2 separate regions of the Homo sapiens genome follow, and region 1 is linked to region 2. A link is an interaction called in ENCODE POLR2A ChIA-PET data of the cell type or tissue named here. Cell type or tissue: PC-3. All regions are shown on one strand. Each heading gives the region's core, and the rest is flanking DNA. Links, peaks and the distances in the headings are about the cores only. Region 1 has its middle 26 kb from the start of PRPS1. Region 2 overlaps NCBP2L (nuclear cap binding protein subunit 2 like).

Evidence for each region. ChIA-PET counts read pairs that join two places held together with the same protein. Peaks named below come from ENCODE experiments on the same cell type or tissue, not always from the same donor. Only the 100,000 strongest peaks of a DNase experiment are listed, where the experiment ranks them.
Region 1: POLR2A ChIA-PET joins it to region 2 with 6 read pairs; 6 of 35 experiments call an interaction of 5 or more read pairs at or near these places.

Annotation. Positions count from the first base shown.
Region 1 is chrX:107,651,612-107,656,994 of GRCh38, reverse strand. No RefSeq gene overlaps it. Among named protein-coding and RNA genes, the nearest start is that of PRPS1, 26 kb to the right of the region's middle. RefSeq lists an enhancer at 1,582-1,876. In PC-3, for the core only: a CTCF peak has its summit at 1,666 (motif pointing left); DNase peaks (open chromatin) are centred at 1,474 and 2,004; H3K4me3 peaks cover 1,361 bases; H3K27ac peaks cover 1,673 bases.
Region 2 is chrX:107,790,653-107,796,035 of GRCh38, reverse strand. NCBP2L (nuclear cap binding protein subunit 2 like) reads right to left here. Exons shown (of 2, transcript NM_001348372.2): 2 at 207-1,887. The coding sequence starts at 1,815. The coding sequence ends at 1,354. Among named protein-coding and RNA genes, the nearest start is that of NCBP2L, 16 kb to the right of the region's middle. In PC-3, for the core only: no CTCF peak of the experiment used is centred there; no DNase peak of the experiment used is centred there; H3K27me3 peaks cover 1,894 bases.

The DNA.
Region 1 (5,383 bases), core at 115-5,114, 140 kb after region 2:
TTTTTTTTCCTTTAGACTCTAAAGTTTAGAGTCTTTTTTTAAAGAAGGAGACATGGTCTCATTGTGTTGCCCAGGCTAGATTTGAACTCCTGGGCTCAAGCAATCCTTCCATCTTAGCCTCCCAAGTAGCTGGGATTACAGGCACTAGAGCCTTCTTTGTTGGCTTCTATTTTTCTCCTTTAGATATCTCATAACCCAAATTTATATCTTCTGCATTTAATACACTTAATTTCTTCACTGTTCCCTAGCTTTCCTTCCATTCCATAACCTCTCCCACTGTGTCCTTGTCCTCTTAAGACAAACACCCAGGATATTTAAGGCTGGCCTAGTTTACAGCCCCGTTGCTTCAGCTTCTTGACTATCTGAAGATGGCATTTGGGCAAAAATGTATTGATGATCAAAACCTCTACTAGCTACAATGGCTGCCTGTTCAGTCCTCCTGGTGAGGTCCCTCAGGCACCTTAAACTTAGCAGTTCCTAAACTTCAGCCTCATCTCCTGTGCTGCTCAGTACCAGCATCCATCAGTCACTCAGGCCAGAAAAATGTAAGTTGTCCTTGACTCCTCCCTCTCTTCCAATCCCTACATTGAAATATCACCAACTTCTGTTGAATTTTCCTCCAAAATATATTGTAAATTGTTCTTCTGTCCCACCAGCACTTTTCTCACCTCAGCCACCTTCCTCTCCCACTTGGGCAACGCACAGCTTCCTAACCAAACTCCTTCCTCTACATTTGCCCCTTCCCAACCCATTCTTCACATTACTGCCAGTCTATTTTAAAATCAAAATCTCATCCTGTTGATGCCCTGTTTAAAATGCTCAATGGCTCCTCTTCACTCCTAGGATAAAATTCAAACTCCCTAGTGTGTCTTACAATTAGGGTTCCTGTATAATTTACTACCAAAATCAGGACCCTTTTGAGAGTGAAGGGGGTTGCTGGTAATAAGTATGCAGGGACAATAGACATATGTACACTCTCCTTATACAGTCCCTTATGATCTAGTCTCACCAGCCCACCCCTCATCACAGCTCTTCATCCTACCCGAAAATACACACACACACACCCCCCCCCCACACACACACACACCCACACACACACACACGCCACTTCCTTTGGGGTGTCCAGGTAAACGTGCTATTCTGCCTGCCTGAAACACCCTTCTCTTCACTCGCTCTTTGGCCAACTTCCAGTCAACTACTTCAAAAGTCAAAGTATTTTTCTCCAGGAAGTCTTTCCTGACTCCCAAGGCTGGCTTGGGTGCCCCCCCGCAACCCCCACACTCCCATAGCATTTTGTTCTTCCCTCATCATAGTACTTATCACACCACATTGTAATTACCCATTTCCCTATCTGTTTCTTCCTCTACATCAAGTGCATCTCAGCGTCAAGGACCACGTTAGGCCGCTTCTGCATTCCTAGCGTCTAGCACAGTGCTTGGTGTGTGAAAATGCACTGAGCTATGCCCTTAGGGCGTGCACACATTCCTGTCTGCTGAATGAGTGTGGACTGGGCACGGTGTTGTCCCGTGGTTGCGGAGGACATACAGGGGAAGAGGGGGCCAGGAGGACCGACAGGTGCCACTCCTTCCACTGCTGCCACTCCTTCCACTGCTGGAGCCCCCAGTCCTGTTGCCCTGGGTGCCCCTTCCCTCCATCCTCTCTGCTAGGCGCCCCCTAGTGGCAGATGGACAGCAGTGACAGGCCCTGTGAACCAGGTGGCGGCGGCAGGAAAGGAAGCGAGTGTGTGCGCGTGGAGGGGGAGGGGGTGTCCTCAGCCAGGAGGCAGCTGTGCAGCCAGTCCTAGGGAAAGCTGGGATGAGGCTTTAGCCAGGGAAGCCCGCCCGTCACCGTGCTCCTTCTCTGCCTCACTGCAGCCCCTCCCACACCACAAAGTCCCCGCCCATTGTTATCATTAGAGGCTCTACCCCAAGAACTTTGAGGGCGATGACTAAAATTGGGCTGTGTGGCTCCAGGCTGCTTACAAGCGGGAAAATCTCTGCTCAGCATATTACCCAGGAGGAATGGATTGGTCAGACCTGGCTGGCCTGTTTTGTTTTATATTCAAACCCTGAATCAGAGCCACACCATGAGTGAGCTCATGGCAACTCTATGGGTGAAGCAACAAGAACCCAGCCGCAGCAGTTAGTGGACACGCCAGAGGGGGGAGGGGTGGGGACTTGGCTAAGAAGATAAAATCTTGAGCCAGTCAGAAAACAACAACAAAAAACACAATGGGGCTGAGGGAATAAGGCCTATTGTCACCCTGTACAGTTTCAGCTATTTTTGCTTCAAAATGAGCTTCCCCTTATTTTTTATAGTTGGCAGCTGAGCTATTGGAGGAATGAATATATTGGGGAAGAAAAGCTCAGGAAAGGGGAAGGATGGGGAGAGAAGTCTGACTGTCAGTGGAGAGTCTCTGGTTTTCCTTAGGGCACGGGGTGGGGGGACAGTAGACCAAGGAGTGGGCATACAGTAGCCCATGAGCAGTGAGGACTAGGGAAGGAGGAGCCACACCCACATGGGCAGGTTTCTGAGTCTCAGGCTCATTCCTGCCTCAGCCTCCCAAAGTGCTGGGATTACAGGTGTGAGCCACCGCACCCACACACTATTTTATTTATTTATTTCCTGGCTCCTAGAACTGAACACTTATTTTAAAAAATAACTTTATAGGACGGGCACGGTGGCTCACGCCTGTAATCCCAGCACTTTGGGAGGCTGAGGCAGGTGGATCACTTGAGGTCAGGAGTTCAAGACGAGCCTGACCAACATGGTGAATCCCCATCTCTACTAAAAATACAAAAATTAGCCAGGTGTGGCGGCGGGCACCTGTAATCCCAGCTTCTTAGAAGGCTGAGGCACGAGAATCACTTGAACCTGGGAGGCGGAGGTTGCAGCGAGCCGAGGTTGCACCACTGCACTCCAGCCTGGGCTAAAGTGAGACTCTGTCTTAAACCCAAACTTTAAAACTTTATAGCAACAAATAGCAGTTGAAGAGTTGTAAAGAGTCAAGTAAATGTTATAAACACAAAAAGAAATGCTCGAGCCAAGATTTTACAGAGTATCAAGCTTTATCTGCCATAATTTGGAGCACAATTTGCTTTATTCTTAAACAAGGAGTCTCAGAGTGGTAAAAAAAAAAAAAAAAAAAAAAAAATCTGCAAGAGAAAAACAAGTCTCCAAACACAGTGGAGGCAAAGCAGAGGGGGAATCTCTGGCTGTAGCACTCTTGCTTTTTAAACCACCACTGCCAAGACAGAAGCCACTTGTTTCAAACAGCAGCATCCATTCTATGTCATACCCCCTCACCTCCCTGCATTCTCAGGACCAGAGAAGAAGCTCAGCAACTCTGTAAGTTGGTGCCTCTATAAAAGATTTTTTTCATCTAAGTTGGGGCTGCTAGTCCTGGTCTTCTTTCCAGATTTGGATACCAAGTGTTTTCTGCTGAAAGTGTTAACTTGTATACTAATCGCATGTAGCCCTTAACAACCTGAAGGCATTAAAATCATAAAAAGCCTGAAATCCCAGAAAAGCATCATTTTCCTATTGCCATGCCCTCCTGCCATCTCATCCTTACTAGTTCTCAGTTGTGGGGGAGAACAAAGAGGCCTCTTAAAGGGAATCTGGTTATTGGAGGCACCTACCTTACAAAAAACTTGAAGTGAGGCTGAGGGGAGGAAGCTTTGCATTACTGCCCTGGGGACCACCACTCATAGAGATGTTGAGTAAACACATTCTGTGTGTGAAAAGCAGCCATTACATTAGGTCAGGAAACAGAGCCAGCCTCCTACCCCTGCTTTAGTCTGTACCTCCATTCTTCAGACAGGTGTTCAAGGGCAATCATGTAGCTATCACAACTAGAGTTTCTTGTCAACTGTGCTCGCTGCAACTCCACTTAGCTTTGGTGCTGCCTCCTCCTCATGCCCTGGCAGGTCTGCTCCTGCTACTATTCCCCACAGTCAAGAACTGCTTTGAGGCTAGGCACCGTGGCTCATGCCTGTAATCCCAGCACTTTGGGAGGCTGAGGCGGGTGGATCACCTGAGGTCGAGAGTCCGAGACCAGCCTGGACAACATGGTAAAACACCATCTCTACTAAAAATACAAAAATTAGCCAGCTACTTGGGAGGCTGAGGCAGGAAAATCACATGAATCCGGGAGGCGGAGGTTGCAGTAAGCCGAGATCGTGCCACTGCACTCCAGCCTGAGCAACAGAGCGATGCTCTGTCTCAAAAAACAAAAACAACAAAAACAAAAAACAACTGCTTTGAAAGGGATCAAAGTTGGGGACTGGGCCTTTTTTGAATAATCTCAAAACCTCATCCTAGGAAATGAATTACCCAAAGGGGCCCACAAGAGAGATCTTAATGTCAAAATATTCTGTAACAATGAGACCTGACCCACTGATCCAATACTTTAGGAAATAGCATGATGAGCAAGTGAAGGCATTGGTGCTTCACATCAGCTTCTCCCAGAGCAAAAATCTGAGATTAAAGAGGTCTAGAGGGTTAGAGGCGCACATTTCATAGTATACTTTAGTCCCTCCTGAATCACTTTTATCAAAGAGCTAGCTGTAAAATAGATATCCCGATATCCAACAAAAGCAAAAACAAAATAAACAAAAGTAGACCTGGGCTTCACAAATAAGGAAGCACTCTTCATGAAGCTCTGTAGCCATGTAGCTTCCCAAAGTAAAAGAGCACCCTTATTTGATGATGGGCCAAGAAACTCACTCACTTAAGGCCGCCATGGTGGCTCATGCCTGTAATCCGAGCACTCTGTGAGGCCAAGGTGGGCGGATCACTTGAGGCCAGGAGTTTGAGACCAGACTGAGCAACATGGCAAAACCCTGTCTCTACTAAAAATACAAAAATTAGCTAGGTGTGATGGTGCACACCTGTAATCCCAGATAACCTGTAATCCCTCTCGAGGCTGAGGCAGGAGAATCACTTGAATCCAGGAGGTGGAGGTTGCAGTGAGCCAAGATCGAGCCACTGCACTCCAGCCTGGGTGACAGAGCAAGAGAAAGATGAAAGACAGAAAGAAAGACAGACAGACAGACAGAGAGAGAAAGAGAAGGAAGGAAAGAAAAGAAAGAAATGAAGAAAGAGAGAGCTAAAGGGAAAGAAAGAAAGAGAAAAAAAAGGAAAGAAAGAAGGAAACTTAAAATTTTGGAATGCATAATAATTCATCCTTAAATTTTGCACATTTACCTTCTCAAAATAGTTCTTATTTAGCAGGGATGAAAGTAAATGCCCAGCCGGGCACCAGTGGCTCACACCTGTAATCCCAGCACTTTGGGAGGCTGAGGCGGGCAGATCACCTGAGGTCAGGAGTTCAAGACCAGCCTGACCAACATGGTGAAACCCTGTCTCTACTAAAAATATA
Region 2 (5,383 bases), core at 320-5,319:
CAAAAGTGACGGATATCATTTCTGGGTGGAAGCTTGAGGAGCCAGGACATGATTTGTCACTCTGTTTTTCCCTCTGTCATCATCATTCCAGATAGTGGGTATACTATTAGCCTAGGCCCCAGAAGGAGGACAATCATGGCATGGAGCAGACCCCGGCACCATGTAATCAGCAATGGGAATGTAGTGGGAGGAACAGAACTTAGTAATTTTAAGCACTAAAATTTTTCGATTTTTTATTACTGCAGTATAACCTAAGTTATGCTATGTAACAGTAAAGAAAGTAAGTACAGATGCTCATTGACTTATGATGGGGTTACATCCTAATAAGCTTATTGTATATATTAAGTTGAAAATGCATTTAATACATCTAACCTCTCAAATATAGCATAGCACAACCTATCTTAAACATTTTACATTAGCCTACACTTGGGCAAAATCATCTAACCCAAAGCCTATTTTATAATAAAGTGTTAAGTATCTCATGCAATTTGTTGAATACTATACTGAAAGTCAAAAACGAAATAGTTGTATGGGTACCTGAAGCATGGTTTCTACTGAATGCACATCACTTTTATACCATTGTAAAGTCCAAACATTGTAAGCCAAGCCATTGTAACTCAGGAACCCTCTGTAAAGTGTTGTGAACTATATTGAGAGGATGGAGAGTAGAGAAGTGCAAATGGGGGTGTAAGTGAGCTAAATCCTCATCTCTGAAAGTAGGAAGTCAGTACGTAGCGTTTAAAAAGAAAGTAAGTAGTCATGTTATTTGGAGATATGGAGGAAACTACCAAGAAACAAACAAACCAAAAACTAATAAAAATAATTAAGCGTTATCGTCCAGGGAATAGGCGTAGGATAGGAAGAGGTGGGGCAGGAGGATTTTTGTTTTTATTACAAATTCTTCCAGACTTTTCTATGGTTTCAAATAATAGTGCTTGTGTTTCTCTTGATAACTTTTTAAAATTTCCACTTATTTGACTGTATTTTATGCAAGCTCTAAAAAAAATTATAATTTTGGGCTGCAGGAACATGGCCATAGAATCCAACAGAAATCTTCTTAAAAGGGAAGTTGTGCTTTGGTTGACTCTGATCTTACATACCTAATTTGTTCCCGAAGAACACTTCACTTTGGACCACCTAACAGTCAAACTGGTAATCTGAAAAGCATCTTCAAAATTCAGACAAAAACAAATGGATTTTTTTTGTTTCTGCTATTTAACAAATTTTCAGAGAAAAAAATACATCAACAAGTAAGGTAATTTAAACTTGGAATTGGCTATTTGCAGACTTGAGGTTGGTCTATAACACACTTTTCAAGGGGTTAGAGTTAAAACTTTTTCTCTATGGATTGTTCTAGATCTGAGTCTGTCTTCCAAAGCCTCCTCTACCAGAATGAAAATCTTCACGAAACTCATCCCTTACCTGACCCCCAGATTTACCGCGACCATACTGTTGACCCTCTCTAAAACCGACATCCCAATCAGTGCAGATAATCCATTCATCTAGGCAGGTCCCAGTTAGAAACCGCATGGCATTTTCAGCATCAGCTCTGTTATGGCATTCTACAAAGCAAAAACCACATGCTGTTTTCTTTATTTTATCCAGGCCCATAAAGATATTCCTGATATCAGATCTACTAAAGAGTTCATGTATTTTCTCTTCGGTTGTATAAAAGGAAAGATTCCCCATATTCAATGTGGAGCTTTCCTTCAGTAATTTTTCCTGCTGAAATTTACGGCCACTGAACTGATGGTCCCGGTAGCAGCTCAGCTCCAAAGCAGGGTCTTTACATAGAATTTTCAGGTCTTTGGACATGGTGCTGGTTGGGCAGCATGCCGATGGCCGTTTTCGGTCCAGCTTGGCAGCAGTGACACCACCACTGAAAACCTAAGTTGAGTTGAAAAAAAGAGGGAAGTCAAAAGGAGGGAAACAGAAGTATAAACCTGTGAATATTTAACATATTTGTGTTCAGATACAAGAACACTTCAGCTCCTGACCATAAGGATCATGTCAAGGCACACTAAAAATAGACAGCTCCAATCCCCAAAACATGGTCATAAAATCCAATTTGTCAAGTCTTCCTGAAAGGGAAGTTGTGCTGTCTTTGGTTGAGACTTAGATCTTATATGCCTGATCTATTACCAAAGAGCACTTTTAATAACAGCATGTTCTTGGAAAATATGGCATAAAACAGTTAAATGGATCAAATTTGCACAGAGAATGAGCACTAACAATTCTGATTAAGGACTAAGCATCAGATAAATCACATATATAATCAATGTTAAAGCACAAGTACAGTTTGGACATACTCTTTCTTAATTTGCAATTCAAGTCTATAACATGGAATCAATATATTGTATTGTTGGGTTACACAATGGGTCCCTATATACCATCAAATATACAAGTAGCACTTTAGAAATGAAAACTCTCTGGTATCATAAATTTGACCTAAATTAAGATTAGATTTTATTGGCAATAATTCCACTTGTTCAAAAGGTAAATAGTAATTAACCTTTCTAGACAATTTTAATTAATTCCTTTTTCTCTTTTACTAAAATTTACTGCAGCATTCGGAGGCATTAAACACGATTTAGTCGGTTTTAGCTACACTTTTCAATGTTATTATAGGGAGGCATATATAGGGAGGCACTGGGTCTCCCTATTTCTATTCTGTTTCGCAGAGGTTCCCAAATTTTAGCATGATAGAAACACCGCAAAACGAGATTAAAATACAGATTCTTGCAGCCCACTCTTAAGATATTCTGATTCAGTAGGTTTGGAGAGGGACCCAAGAATTAACATTTTAACCTACACCCCTCAATGATCCAGATGCAAATGGTCCAAAGATTACACTTTGAGAAACTCTGCTAAGGAAGTGCATTCCCTTAACAAACATTTAATAAGCACTCTACTTGCCAGACACTATGACAGGTGCTATAAGTACAACAATGAAAAGACACAGTGAAAATACAATTTTCAGAAATCACTGTGTCCCCAGTACCTACATGAACAATGCCTTGTACACCTTAGACACACAATAAATATTTGTTAATGACTGGATGAATGAATGAGCTCATAATTGAGTGATGAAGGCAAACAAGTAAACATGAAAATACAATATGGTGTAATCAATACTATTTTAGAGATATTCATGGAGGAAGGGGAGAAGGGAGTTAACATTTATTGGGGATCTACTTTGTGACAGGCACTGTGCTCACTTGCCACTACAACACCCAAGAGGAGAAGCAGTTACCTCAGCCTGGGGACAACAGAGAAGGCTTCTGGAGAAGGGACTGCATGCACTGATTCTCAAAGGACAAGGAAGGTATGTATATGTGTGTGTTGCAGGGCTGGGGGGTGTAGGAGTTTAGGGAATGAACCAGGCAGAGGGAACATGTGCAAGGGCAGAACACAAAGAAAAAATAAAAGCCCAGAAAACTGAAATGGAAGATTAAATAAAACCAGATGTAAACAACAGTGCTGTGCAATTCAAAGCAATGAAAATGGGAGTCCCTATTTAGATGTCATTTGAAGAGAAGTAGGAAGCCCACTGGCCAAAAATCATCTTCCTGACAGCCTGTCAAGGATGTCTGAAAGTATACCACTGGAAACTCATTACTTTAAGTCATTGACAAATTGCCCCGTTAAAAAACAAATATCCCTCCTAGACTTCATTTCCTTTTTTTTTTTTTTTGATCTGGTTACTAGATAAGCTACCAGAGAATGTGATAGCTATAGTGGATTTCATTTCATCCAGGCATTGGACAAAGTTTGCCATAATTTCCTTGTAGATGAGATGGCAAAATATAAGCTGGATGCTTCAGGCATTTGTTGAGATGAGCCTATAACTAGTTGAACAACTATAGCCAAAGAAGCGAACACATGGTTTGGTGTCAGACTGGAAGGAAGGTTCTAGCAGAGAGCCAAAGGCTCTGTTATTGGCCATGTCTTGTTTGGCTCATTTATAACTTGGCTCACTACAAACAAGAGCTTTTAAAATGGTCAGAGCAGTCCAAAGACAATGGGCTGCCTTGAGCTAGGCACCCAGTAGTGAAGCAGTGGAGATGCCCCTTTGAATCAATGTAGTGTTATGACTCAAGCATGAATTTTGAAGTCAAAAGACCTTGGTTCAAATCTCAACTTCACCATTTACTAGCAATATGACCCTAGGCAGGGCACTTAACAATACTGATTTCAATCTTCTCATCTGTAAACTGGAGAGCAAAATACCTATCTTGCAACAAATACTGTGACAATGTCATATGTAAAAACACCCAGCACAGTGTTTGACACACTGTAGGTGTTCAATAAGCAATAGGTATTGTATCAATATTCTGATCAAGTGATTCAAAATAGGATATACAAATACATATCAAATCTACACATAACACAAAAATAAGAGGGACTTTGAAATGATCTGGGCAGTCTTACATGATGCTGAGCCCAAATTGACAAGATAATTGATGGATAGTACTTAAGAATAAATGTAAGGCCGGGTGCAGTGGCTCACGCCTGCAATCCCAGCACTTTGGGAGGCCGAGGCAGGTGGATTGCTTAATCCCAGGAGTTCAAGACCAGCCTGGGCAACATGGTGAAACCTCATCTTTACAACAGATTACAAATATTAGCATGGCGTGGTGGCATGTGACTATAGTCCCAGCTACTTGGAAGGCTGAGGTAGGAGGATCTAGAGCCCAGGAGATCGAGGCTGAAGTGAGCCATAATTGTGCCATTGCACTCCAGCCTGGGTGACAGAGTGAGACCCTGTCTCAGAAAAAAAAAAAAGTATAAATGTAAAGTATTACTTTCAAGCTCAACACGTGGCAAAAGGACAGATTGATGGATATTGGGAAAGATAACTGGCATGGGAGCTTTGTTTTATAATGTGGGGCATCCTCTACTTTATTCTTCTCTTCACTTGTTTCTCCATTCATTCAATCAACATTTATAGAGCACTATGTTAAATTCTGGGGAAACAATAAAAAGTAAGATGCAGCCCTTTCCCTCAGGTAGCTCACAATCTGGGGAGATGGACAACTTAACATACAAATTGCAATGCAATGTAATTATTCTAATCACAGGAGCACACAGTAGGCCCAGAGGTAGCACAAAGAAGGGAGTACAAAACTACAGAGGAGGATGAGGAGGGGAAAACAACTTTCTAAAGGACCTGATTCCTGAGCTTTTTTAACAAAAAATTTACGTAGTATTTACTTTTTTGAATAGTGAATTCAGATTTGTGTTACAAAATGCAGAATGTACAAATAGGTGGAAAAAGGAAGTCTTCTTCCCACTCCTGTGCCCCAGCCACCCAATCATTGTCACTAGTTTCTTGTGTATCTACCCAGACATAGTCTGAGTCCAATTTTGAAAGCTGAATAAA